Regions from separate parts of the Homo sapiens genome. Here region 1 is linked to region 2. The links are chromatin contacts, found by Hi-C in ENCODE. All regions are on one chromosome and are shown on one strand. The core of a region is the stretch at or near the end of the contact, and the rest is flanking DNA. Distances in the headings are between cores, read along the strand shown. Region 1 overlaps LOC105376755 (a long non-coding RNA gene). Region 2 overlaps TMEFF2 (transmembrane protein with EGF like and two follistatin like domains 2).

Region 1 (5,164 bases), core at 1,024-3,523, 3.2 Mb after region 2:
GGAAATCAAATAAGACCATTTTGGAGTAATTGGAATATTGCAATATAAAGAATCTGCCGCAGAGTAGATAATCAACAAATGTTAGTTTTCCTGGGAAAGCACCATCTCTAACGATTATCCCTGGATATTTTGTGAAAACAGTATACTTCTGGTAAATCAAAAATTCAATCAGAATATTCCTCCGTAGTTTAATTCTAAGCTACTCTAGTTCTGTGATATTTGATATACACCATAGTTTTAAATCCAAGACCCTTGTTCCAAAGAACTTGAAAGAGTTACTAAAATTAGAAACATACTCACTGTTAAGATGAACAGTGGCAAACACATACTGCATGGTCAAGAAATTATGTCTGATGTTTACATAGTCACAGGAGTTGTTCCTCACCAAACAGTAGTTCTCAAACTGTAGTAAGCATGAGAATCACTCAGAGAGTTTCCTGAAAATGGTGATGCTCTATGCTAACTCCCATTCTTTAGAAGGGCCAAGAAATCTGCATTTTAACCATCATCTGGGTATTTTGGAAACACATTTGTTCTCAGAGTATACTTGGAGAAACCATGTCCAAAACATATGTGGCTGCTTCTCAATGAAATTTGTCTGCTAAAATGAGAGACATAGAATCTTAGCATCGATGTGATTGTCTGAGTGGATTTCAAATGCAATGGCGTGCTAGTTCTGCCTTGGACAGATTTTCATAATTGAGTGGCTTAGGTGGGGACCCAATATAACTAATCAGAATGTGATTGATGCCACAGCTGATAAAGGTGAACTATACTCACTAATGCGCTACACTCTGGGAGCTTCTTTATGCTGGAGGCTGGGACTGTTGCCCAGACTCTGTGATTGTAATGAAGATAGGCATGGGTCTTTAATGTTTTCTACCTCCTACTCCAAATGCTGAAAAATGGTTAGTATTGAGTATTTTTATACATAGCAAGAACAAGATAGACTGAGTTGGAAATTCTAGTCCCATATATCCCACTGACAATATTCTAATATAATTTCTTTTCTAATGTTCTATTAAAATGATTGATGTCAAATTAAACCTTTGGAATGGTGGCTGGTCATGTGAAAAAGTGACAGTTGGCCAGGATGCCATTATTAACATTTTGCATTCAGACTGATTTAACAACCCTGCTCCACTCGGCATTATATGTGTGCATTTACCCCAATTTGTACTTCCTAAAAAATGCTCTTCAATGAATAAATTGGCTCATGACAGCTGTTCCTTACCTTTTTCTAAATCTCATTTGTAAATAAGGCTCAGCCACCTAGCAATCAAAAGGTTGTTATAGATTACTTTGTAGAATTTTTACTGATCCAAGTTATTTCTTATTTCCAAGTTATGGAAAATAACTCATTATGTATTTTCTCTCTATACACTCGTCAGGCTTTAAAAACCATGTCCTCCAAAATGGAGACAAAAGAAAATCAAAGAGGTAAATCGAATATGCCAAATTTTGGAGAGTAAAAATATCATTATATGCAAACCTGATACATTTCATAACCTGAGTGACATCCCTTAGACCTCCAGTGCACTGGCAAGCTCTAGAAACCACCTGATCCAAGCTATCAGAATACCAAAACACCTGAATGCTATGTCTAAAATTAGACTATTGAAATTCTCCCTGGATTGTCACTTTGCTTTATTACCAACACATTTTTTCTCTGGGTGTCACAGTTGCTTTAAATGAGTAAAGAGTGCCACCAAGCGGCAGCATGATATTCATAAATCAATTCTATTTTCCTTCAGAAAAAATATACTTTACCTTTGTTAATTGTGCTGACATTCTTAAGAGAGACAGGATTACTCACATGATTTAAAACATTTAATTTCAATGTTCAAGTTATATCTCAGTAAAAAAGCACATTTTGCTAGATTGATGAGCAAATTTGCTATGATACATTTTTTAAACATGAAAGTTCTATCTGCAGTATTTGTAAAAAGGACAGTCATGCATTGCTTAACAATGGGGATACATTCTGAGAAATTCATCATTAAGCAATTTTATCTTTGTGGGAACATCATAGCGTGTATTTATACAAACCTGGATACTATAGTATGCTACACACCTAGGCCATGTGGTATAGCCTATTGCTCCTAAGCTACAAACCTGAACAGTATGTTACTGTACAGAAGGCAATTGTAACACAATGGTAAGTGCTTCTGTATTTAAAAATATCTAAACAGTAAAGGTACAGAAAATAAAGTATAAAAGGTTTTTTTATAAAGCACACCTCTATAGGGCACTTACCATGAATGGAGTTTGCAGGATTGGGAGGTGCCCTGCGTGAGTCAATGAGTGAATGGTTAGTGAGGAACGGAATGTGTTAGTAATGGAATGTGAGCCCTAGGACATTCGTGTACACAACTACAGGCTTTAGAAACACTGTATGCTTAGGCTACACTAAATTTATTTTAAATTCTTTCTTTCTTCAATAATAAATTAACCTTGGCTTACTGGAACTGTTTACAAACTTTTCAATTTTTTTTTTACTTTTTGACTCTTGTAATAACACTTAGCTTACACACATATTGTATAGCTACACAAAAGTATTTTTTCTTTATATTCTTATTCTATAAGCTTTTTCTATTTTTAAAAGTTTTTATTTTTACTTACTTTGTAAAAATTTCTGTTAAAAATTAAGACACAAACACACATATTAACCTAAGGATCATGAACATCACTGTCTTTCCCCTCCATGTCTTGTCCCAGTGGAAGGTCTTCAGGAGCAATAGCAGGCATGGAGCTGTTATATCATCTCCTATGATAACAGTGCCTTCCTCTGGAATACTTCCTGAAGAACCTGTCTGAGGCTGTTTTACAGTTAAATTTTTTATAAGTAGAAGGAGTACACTCTAACAATAAAAGTATAGTACAGTAAATACATAAACCAGTAACATAGTTGCTTACTAACATTGTCAAGTATTATGTACTATACACAATTCTATATGCTATATTTTATATGACTGGCAGCACAGTAAATTTGTTTATACCACCATTACCGCAAACATGTGAGTAATGCATTTCACCATGACATTATGATGCCTATGACATGACTAGGTGATAGGAATTTTTCAGCTCCATTATAATCTGTAGGACCACCAACAGATATGTGGTCTATTGTTGACTGAAATGTCATTATGTGGAGCATAACTGTATTAATAAGAATCCAATTTCCAAATCTTATTAGCTACATAGTGACTACTGGTATGGAAACCTGCAGTTTCCAGACAAAACTTTTTTTATTATACAAAATGTTGTTTCTGTCCAGATATTTCAAGAATATCAGATCAGGGGCAAAAGGGTAATTTTTTTTAGTATGTATTGCATAATCCCAGCAATGCTGACATTTAATCCCAGCTCCACATTGAGGGGAAATAAGGTATTCTCATTATCCCAACTTCCTTTTCAAAGGACTGTGCAATTTTGTGAAAATAAAGTCCATAGATAGTCCTCTAAATCTATTACAGTTATTAGTTCTGCTTCTGTATTCATGTATCCCCTCATTAAACAAACATGTACTGAGCATCTACCCTGCCAAGAACAGTGCCAAGAAGAAAATGACTAGACCAGTCCTGTCCTAATGATAATCGTAACAAGCTGGGGTCCCTTGGTTCTGATTAGCTCTGTTGGAAACTTCAAGCTCTCTAAATCAAGACAATTTTATTTATAATAATGCATTATATTTGTGAGCATTTTCTAAAGCTTTCAGAATGATTTTGCATTTATAATTTCACTTACAGTCACAATGACTTTGACCATGTACAATAGCTGTGAGAGCTGTTAATTATTATCCTTATAGTTCAGGATGTGGTTAAATGACTTACCTAAGATGTCATAGGAAGGTGGTGCCAAGATCAAAATTAAAATCTTCTAACTTCCTAAACTGTGCTCTTTCTAGGAGGCCATTGCTCCTTATGATAAATACATTAAAATTAGCATGATATTTTGAGCAAGGTCATTATCACAGGAAGTTCTACAATAATTATAATGATGCTGACACTTGGTAAAATATTTTTGGAACTCTTGTTTTAAATTTCTCTTTCTGGGAATATAAGAAAATCAGTCTCATTACATGTTTCATTCAACAGAGATTTATTCAGTATCTGTCACTTGCATGCACTACACTGGGTGATATTGGGATATAAAGATGATCCAGTTGGCAAGAAATTTACAATGTAGTAGGCACAATGAGAAATGTCGCACTGGTGCTTTTTTACTTAATAGATTTGCATGGACATTGTATGGGCATAATGCATATTGTACTTTATTGAATCTAAAGTGTTATTAAACACACTATTTTATGTTCCAATAGGAGAAAATCACTGACAATTAAATTGTGACAAGTTGCTTTCCCATAATTTAAAAATAGTTTACATTTATTCTAAGAGCCATTTAGTCTTACTTTGACAGAGATCTTTTTTAACATATTAGTCTATTGCGTATATAAAAAGAAAAATACAGCAAAATAAATTGGTTAAGGCAATAATTCATAATCACCACAACTGCTGCCTCATCGTTGGTAACTGTAAAACACCAGTGATTATTATATATTCTCCAAGTTGAGAGTTAAAATGTAATTTAAAAAAGGATTTTTAGAATCATTTAAGGGCATATTTTCTGATCAGTTTCTAAAACAGTCATTGTGTAATGGAGCTAGAACAACTCATGAAAAAAATGATACAATGCTTTAACTCCTTTATTTTTGTCTTTGGGCGCTATTATTAATCACCACAGTAGTTGAGAGCATGCATTACAGAGTCCATGAGGCCCAAGTATTGGTTCTACTGCTTACAAGCTATGTGACTTTTTGGCAGATAAATGACCCTTTCTGAGCTTCAGAACCCCCACATGTAAAAATGGGAATAATGAAATAATGAAATTAAAGCATTAAATGAAATAATGTACTAACACACTTAACACATAGCCAGTAGTACTTTTATATTTGAGTGTGGCTAAGCTCTGGTTATTCTTCTCAATAAAATAATGATAACTAAACTGTTGAGTGCAGGAATAGTTTAAAAGGCTGCTTTCTCCCCTCTCCAGTGATAGAATGTGCAGCATCACCCTTTCAGCTGACTCTTGAAAGTCTTGGATCCCACTTTCACCAAGGTAAGAAAAGAATTAACTGCTCTGGCTTAAAGCCATTCCTGAGTAG
Region 2 (5,706 bases), core at 1,089-3,588:
TATGTACCCTGTTAAACACATTTTTGCAATATCTGTACTGTAATATCCACTTTAGTGATAGATGTTTAAGATACCATATTTTACAAGAATTGTCGAAGAATCCATTAAGCTCTATTAGAAAATTTGGCTTCTGGCACAACTCTGGACTAAGAAACTGCCTGGGAGAAAAAAAGATATTAAAAATATTCATTAAGAAAAGAACAAGCCCTACAAACAATTTACCTACAGAATCATAACACAAAAGCAGCAGCAGCAACAAAAACAACAAGGCAACTGGAAGGTGAGCCAAAGATTTGAATATTAAAACCCATGGGGAGAGACTGATCTAAGTCTCTGTGGAGCCTGAGCTTTTGCAATTTAGGGGACCTTCTTTAGAAAAAAATACATTTAACATTACAAAGGCACCATGATGTATATAGATGTATCTTACATTTCCAAAACAGGAAATATAAGATAAATGGAAAAGGATGTGCAGAAAGAACAGAGAAAAAGGCATTTGCAGCAGCAATGATGGCATGGTAATTATGCATTATAGTAAACTGGATGCAATAGGCAGCAGTAATGCTGACAGAGAAGAAAGTTTATGTAGAGGAAAGAGAGGAGAAAAAGAGACCTTGTGTGAAGTAAAGAGATCTTTAAATCCGAGAGTCTAGAGTCATCACTCTGCCACGCTAAAGGCTTATCAATCTTAGGACAGCCATTTTATTGCTAGAGAATTGCTAGACAGTTGTGGAGCTCACCCTAAGGAAGTGGGGACACTTTACCGTCTCCCAGTCTCATCTTCCCATGTCATCTCCTATTCCTCTCCCCTTGCCCCCTCCCGTTTGCATACCAGCGTCCAAGCAGATTCAACCTATGAAACAGCATATTAATTTATTTTTATTTTTTTGAGACAGGGTCTTGCTCTGTCACCCAGGCTGGAGTACAGTGGCGTGATCTTGGCTCAGTGCAACCTCCGCCTTCCGTGTTCAAGCGATTCTCCCTAGTAGCTGGGATTACAGGCACCCACCACCATGCAGAGCTAATTTTTGTGTTTTCATTAGCAGGGTTTCACCATGTTGGCCAGGCTGGTCTTGAACTCCTGACTTCAAGTGGTCTGCCCTCCTCGGCCTCCCAAAGTGTTGGGATTACAGGCATGAGCCACCTCACCGGCCTGAAACAGCATAGTAGTTTGCAAGAAAATTGTATGACATAAGTGAATCCATAAGCCATGTCCATCTAAAGGCAGGCATAATGCACTTCCAAATTTAAAGACTTTCAATTTTGGGATGTATAGTGTAAGCAATTAGTCAACTTGCTTGAGTCAGGAACGATGTGAAAGTTAAACATGTGGACCAGTCTGGAGACAACTGTGTCCTTTTCTTCTGTTAAAGAAAACAGGCTTTGGAGCCATCCTTTCCCCAGTACACAAAATAATGTGTTGCCTAGATCATGAGTTTGTTGTGGGCAGTGATAAGCCCTGTTCATCTTTTATTTTTTAATCTCTGGTCTCTCACTCTGTGCCTGGCATTAAAATGGTGTTCGATAAAGCATAAGGAACAAGCAAAGAGAGGAAGTGTGATTCTTTTTTCATTTCCTGTGAACACATTAAATGCTGGGGGTGTGGAAAATTACATTTGGCATGATGAGATGCTTGATGTTCACCATATTAAAGGTTCTAAAATTACAGAGAGCGTTTTGAAGGGTGCTGACAACTCAAAGGACAAACATAACAACCTTGAAGAAGAAAAAGGAATAGAAGGATGCCTCAGGCTGCTTCCTTACTGATGTTGGTGAAAGTTAGCTAATCATGATCTTGATGCCTTTGGGACTACACTTGATGCCAATGTAATGAAGAAGGCAAATGACCCCAAAGTAAACTTACTTAGGAGACACTTACCAGAAAAACAAGTTGAACTCTATGTCCATTGCTACTCACATCACCATCAGCCATGTTTACATGAAATTACAGCCATGAAACAAATATGAGAAACCCCTTAAAATCAGGGGTGAGTGTGCTGTGTCTGTTATTTATGGATTAAAAAATTTGATAATACCTATCAGGAAAAAAGTCTTTTAATATGTTTTAAATTCTCCACATTAAGCTATCTGAAAACATCAACCACAGCATGCAGTTTCATTAACCAAAAGCCACTTAAACTCGTACCATAGTGAAGATTTACAACTTTAGCAAAGTTTAACTTTTCAACAGGGGGAAATAACTTCTATTCCAACTCATAATCTTTGTTGGCTTTAGAGTTAAAATAGCTCCACCCTTAACTACACAAACCTACAAAATTTACTTTTCGCCAACCCACAAAATAGGTATGATATGAGCGCCCCCTACTGGTACAGCACTACTCCCACTTCATGAATACAGTGAAGGATAGCTCCTGTGAGTCTTAGGGGGAAAAAAAATTGCAATTTACTATTAAAGAAGAGGAAAAGCTAAATGAGCTTTTAAAAACCAAACAATAATCCAAGACAAAACAGAAAATAACTCTTCTCACTTTAAAAGAATCTCTGTGAAAGAAAAATGCACGACATGTTTACAAATATTTGACAGCATCTTTTAAATCCTTGCCCAAGATTAGACAGGCAGAGTGAATTAAATGGCTGTCACTCTCAGGATGAACTGGAGTCCTTATTGATATTCAGACATCACAACAAGCAGAGCTTAATTGTAGTGATGCTTATATATTGATAATAAGATTTTCCCCAAATACCACATATGAAAATCTGCAGGCTTTAGAGAAATAAGCTAAGGAGCACCACGGAGGCTGAACAAAGTCTATGGGTGGGCCTTGGGCTTTCTGCATCTGGAAGTGACTTTCTATATTGCTCTGTGAACTGGGAAACTGAAGGTGGAAGCCATAGGCTTTATATTTCCAGTTACTCAAATTAGTTGTCTCCAGAGTAGAAAATCCAATGTGAGAAAATTGATGGCAAATATAGGTAAAGCGCTATTGTGTGGACATTTACATTGACAAAGAAGGAGAAATGCTCCAAAGGTGTTGCTAGTGATAAGCTGTTACAGAAAAAATATAATGAAAGAAATGAAACTCCCACTCTTTGAGTCAGCAGAAGGGAGCTGTTTCATGATATTTGCTATATTTGTAAGGCTGCAATTTGATTATATCTGATTCTGTTGTCACAATCTGTTACATATCCTACATAGAATATAAATATGTGAAGCCATTTAAAGGCCAAATTATGGAGCTGTCTATTTTTATATTTTATTTTTTACTGCCATACCAGTGATGGTACTTAAATTGTATAAATTTTAAAAGGTAAGTGAAAAACAAAATCATCAATATACTCAGGCTTTATTGAAAAGCCACTAGTTAACAACCCCAAAAGTACATCAATCTGTTTCTCTCTTGAAAGTCTGAGAAAATTACTTTAGATGAATATAGTAGGCTCAATGCATGGGCTTTGGTTTTTAAAATAATGCTTTTTATGACACATTTTCATGTCTTAAAAGTAAACCTACACATTCATTTATGTTAAATGGGCATGGAGAACTTGGCGAGTGCTAAATGACGTGATGGGGTTATTTCTTTTTCTTCCCTTTTCCATATCCTTCTTTGCGTTGGCATGTAACATTTTTGTTCACACCAATAACAATATAGAAAGGAATGGGAAATAATGAGGATAGACATGGCCCCCAGGACATCTGTCACCTTCTCACCACCTTTGTTGCCACCATATTATTCAGGTCAGGATCCTCTTTGCCTGCTCCACTATAATAATCTTTTTATTGCTTTCTTTGCACCTACTCTTGCCTCATCTACAATTCATTCTCCACACAGATGCCAGAGCAATCTTTTGAAAATATAAACCGGATTATATTACTGTCTTCCAAAGGCTTTCCATGATGCAATGAATAAATTCCAAATTCCTTACCACTTCCCTACTCTCCTCTTCTACCACTTTCCTGCTCATTCACTATGCTCGGGCTGCACTTACCTTCCTTCTATTTCTGGATTTCACTAAGGCATCCCTTAGGGCATTGGCCTGTGCTCTTCCCTTTGCTCCGAATGCCCTGCCTCTGATCTTTGTGTACCTTGTTCTTTCTACTACTTAAGGCTTCAGTGAAAATCTCACTCTTACCACAAAACCTAGTAACTTTGCATAACATCACTGTTTTACTTTCTTAAAAGTAATTACAGGCCAGGCGCGGTGGCTCATGCCTGTAATCCCAGCACTTTGGGAGGCTGAGGCAGGTGGATCACGAGGTCAGGAGATCAAGACCATCCTGGCCAACATAGTGAAACCCCGTCTCTACTAAAAATACAAAAATTAGCTGGGCGTGGTGGTATGTGCCTGCAATCCCAGCTACTCAGGAGGCTGAGGCAGGAGAATCGCTTGAACATGGGAGGTGGAGGTTGCAGTGAGCCAAGATCATGCCACCGCACTCCAGCCTGGTGACATAGCGAGACTTCGTCTCAAAAAAAAAAAAAAAAAGTAACCACACTCTGAAATGTTTTTGCTTATTTATTTGCATGGTTCATGTCTGTTTTTTCTCTTCTGAATTAAGCTTCCTGTGAATTGGGACTTTATCTGTATCTCTAGCATCTAAAATATGGTTGGCACAGAGTATAATAATATTATGCTATGTTATCAATGCTCAGAGTACAAATATAGCAATATATAAAAGTTATTAATACATACTAGCAGAATGAATACTCTGAATAAAAACTGTGTGTGTGTGTGTGTGTGTGTGTGTGTGTACCTGTGCACACATACTTGCATGTGCAGGAGACTAGCAAGCCAAAGACACATCACACAAAACAAATAGCACAGATGTTTCTATGACTAGTGCCGTATTTCTCCTTAATAGAAACACCTTACTTTTAACCAAAATAACATATTTAACATATTTTAATATGAAAGTTTATAATTTTCTGTTATAAATCCTTGACTTTAAAAAATAACAGACTACACATAAAGACAGTGGAGAAAAGGGAAACTTTGGAGGTCCAGGAGCCTGGGTGTAAATCCTGGCTTTGCCACTAACACTACCTGATGTTGCATAAATAACTTAATATCTGTGTCTCTTATTTTCTTCACCCAGAAATGGAGGTGATATGTCTTTCTTGAAGAGTTACAGCAAGTACTTAACATATGGCTATAAAATGCCTGACACATAGTACGTACTCATTATAAGTATATTAAAACAAGATAGTTTAGTCTCTAGAGTGTTATACTGGGCTTATCAATTATGGGAGAAGATAAGCTGTATGAACTTTTGTGAGTCATACAAATACACACACACATAAAATTTGTAAAACAACAGTGATGTGTCTTTGTCAGTGTTTCTATAATTACCCCCTTTGAAAGCAGCATACCTAAAAGTAATATACTATTTGAAGTACTTTCCCATCCACTCCCTTTCCTCTCCAATAACCCCAGGGAACAGTAGGCAACTACTGCATTTTTCTTTTGCATAGTCTTGTCTCCGAGGTAAAAAAAAAAAAAAATTAGAGACTTTGTCAAAAAGAATGCTCCCTCAGCATTAGCAGTAGATACTGTGTGCTAGAAATGTCAGAAATCATACTTTTTAATTCTCAGATATTTAGAGGTGAAAACTACTTAGAGGAAGTTAGACAAATATCTCTGAATTTAGAAAAAATTCAGAATTAGTTGAAACAAATACAGTTTTTGAAACATTATTCAGTGTAGTAGATCCCCTTTCATACATTCATTTGCCCAGTCCTCGGGTGT

What was found. A loop is a pair of places that touch in the nucleus more often than their neighbours do. Pooled maps may share reads with other maps.
Region 1: a loop to region 2 is called in a map of CD8-positive, alpha-beta T cell, with 6 times the contacts of the local background. The contact joins two enhancer-like sites. A Hi-C loop is called at or near these places in 3 of 168 maps with a recorded cell type or tissue (CD8-positive, alpha-beta T cell, K562 and spleen) and 7 of 50 pooled maps.

What each region holds. Positions count from the first base shown.
Region 1 is chr2:195,316,963-195,322,126 of GRCh38, forward strand. The region is part of intron 1 of LOC105376755 (a long non-coding RNA gene); the gene reads right to left. Among named protein-coding and RNA genes, the nearest start is that of LINC01825, 210 kb to the right of the region's middle. Within about 2 kb of position 2,274, at least 3 of the 41 ENCODE cell types and tissues checked have a DNase peak (open chromatin) inside an H3K27ac peak, as active enhancers do.
Region 2 is chr2:192,160,298-192,166,003 of GRCh38, forward strand. All of the region lies in intron 4 of TMEFF2 (transmembrane protein with EGF like and two follistatin like domains 2), which reads right to left. Among named protein-coding and RNA genes, the nearest start is that of TMEFF2, 32 kb to the right of the region's middle. Within about 2 kb of position 2,339, at least 3 of the 41 ENCODE cell types and tissues checked have a DNase peak (open chromatin) inside an H3K27ac peak, as active enhancers do.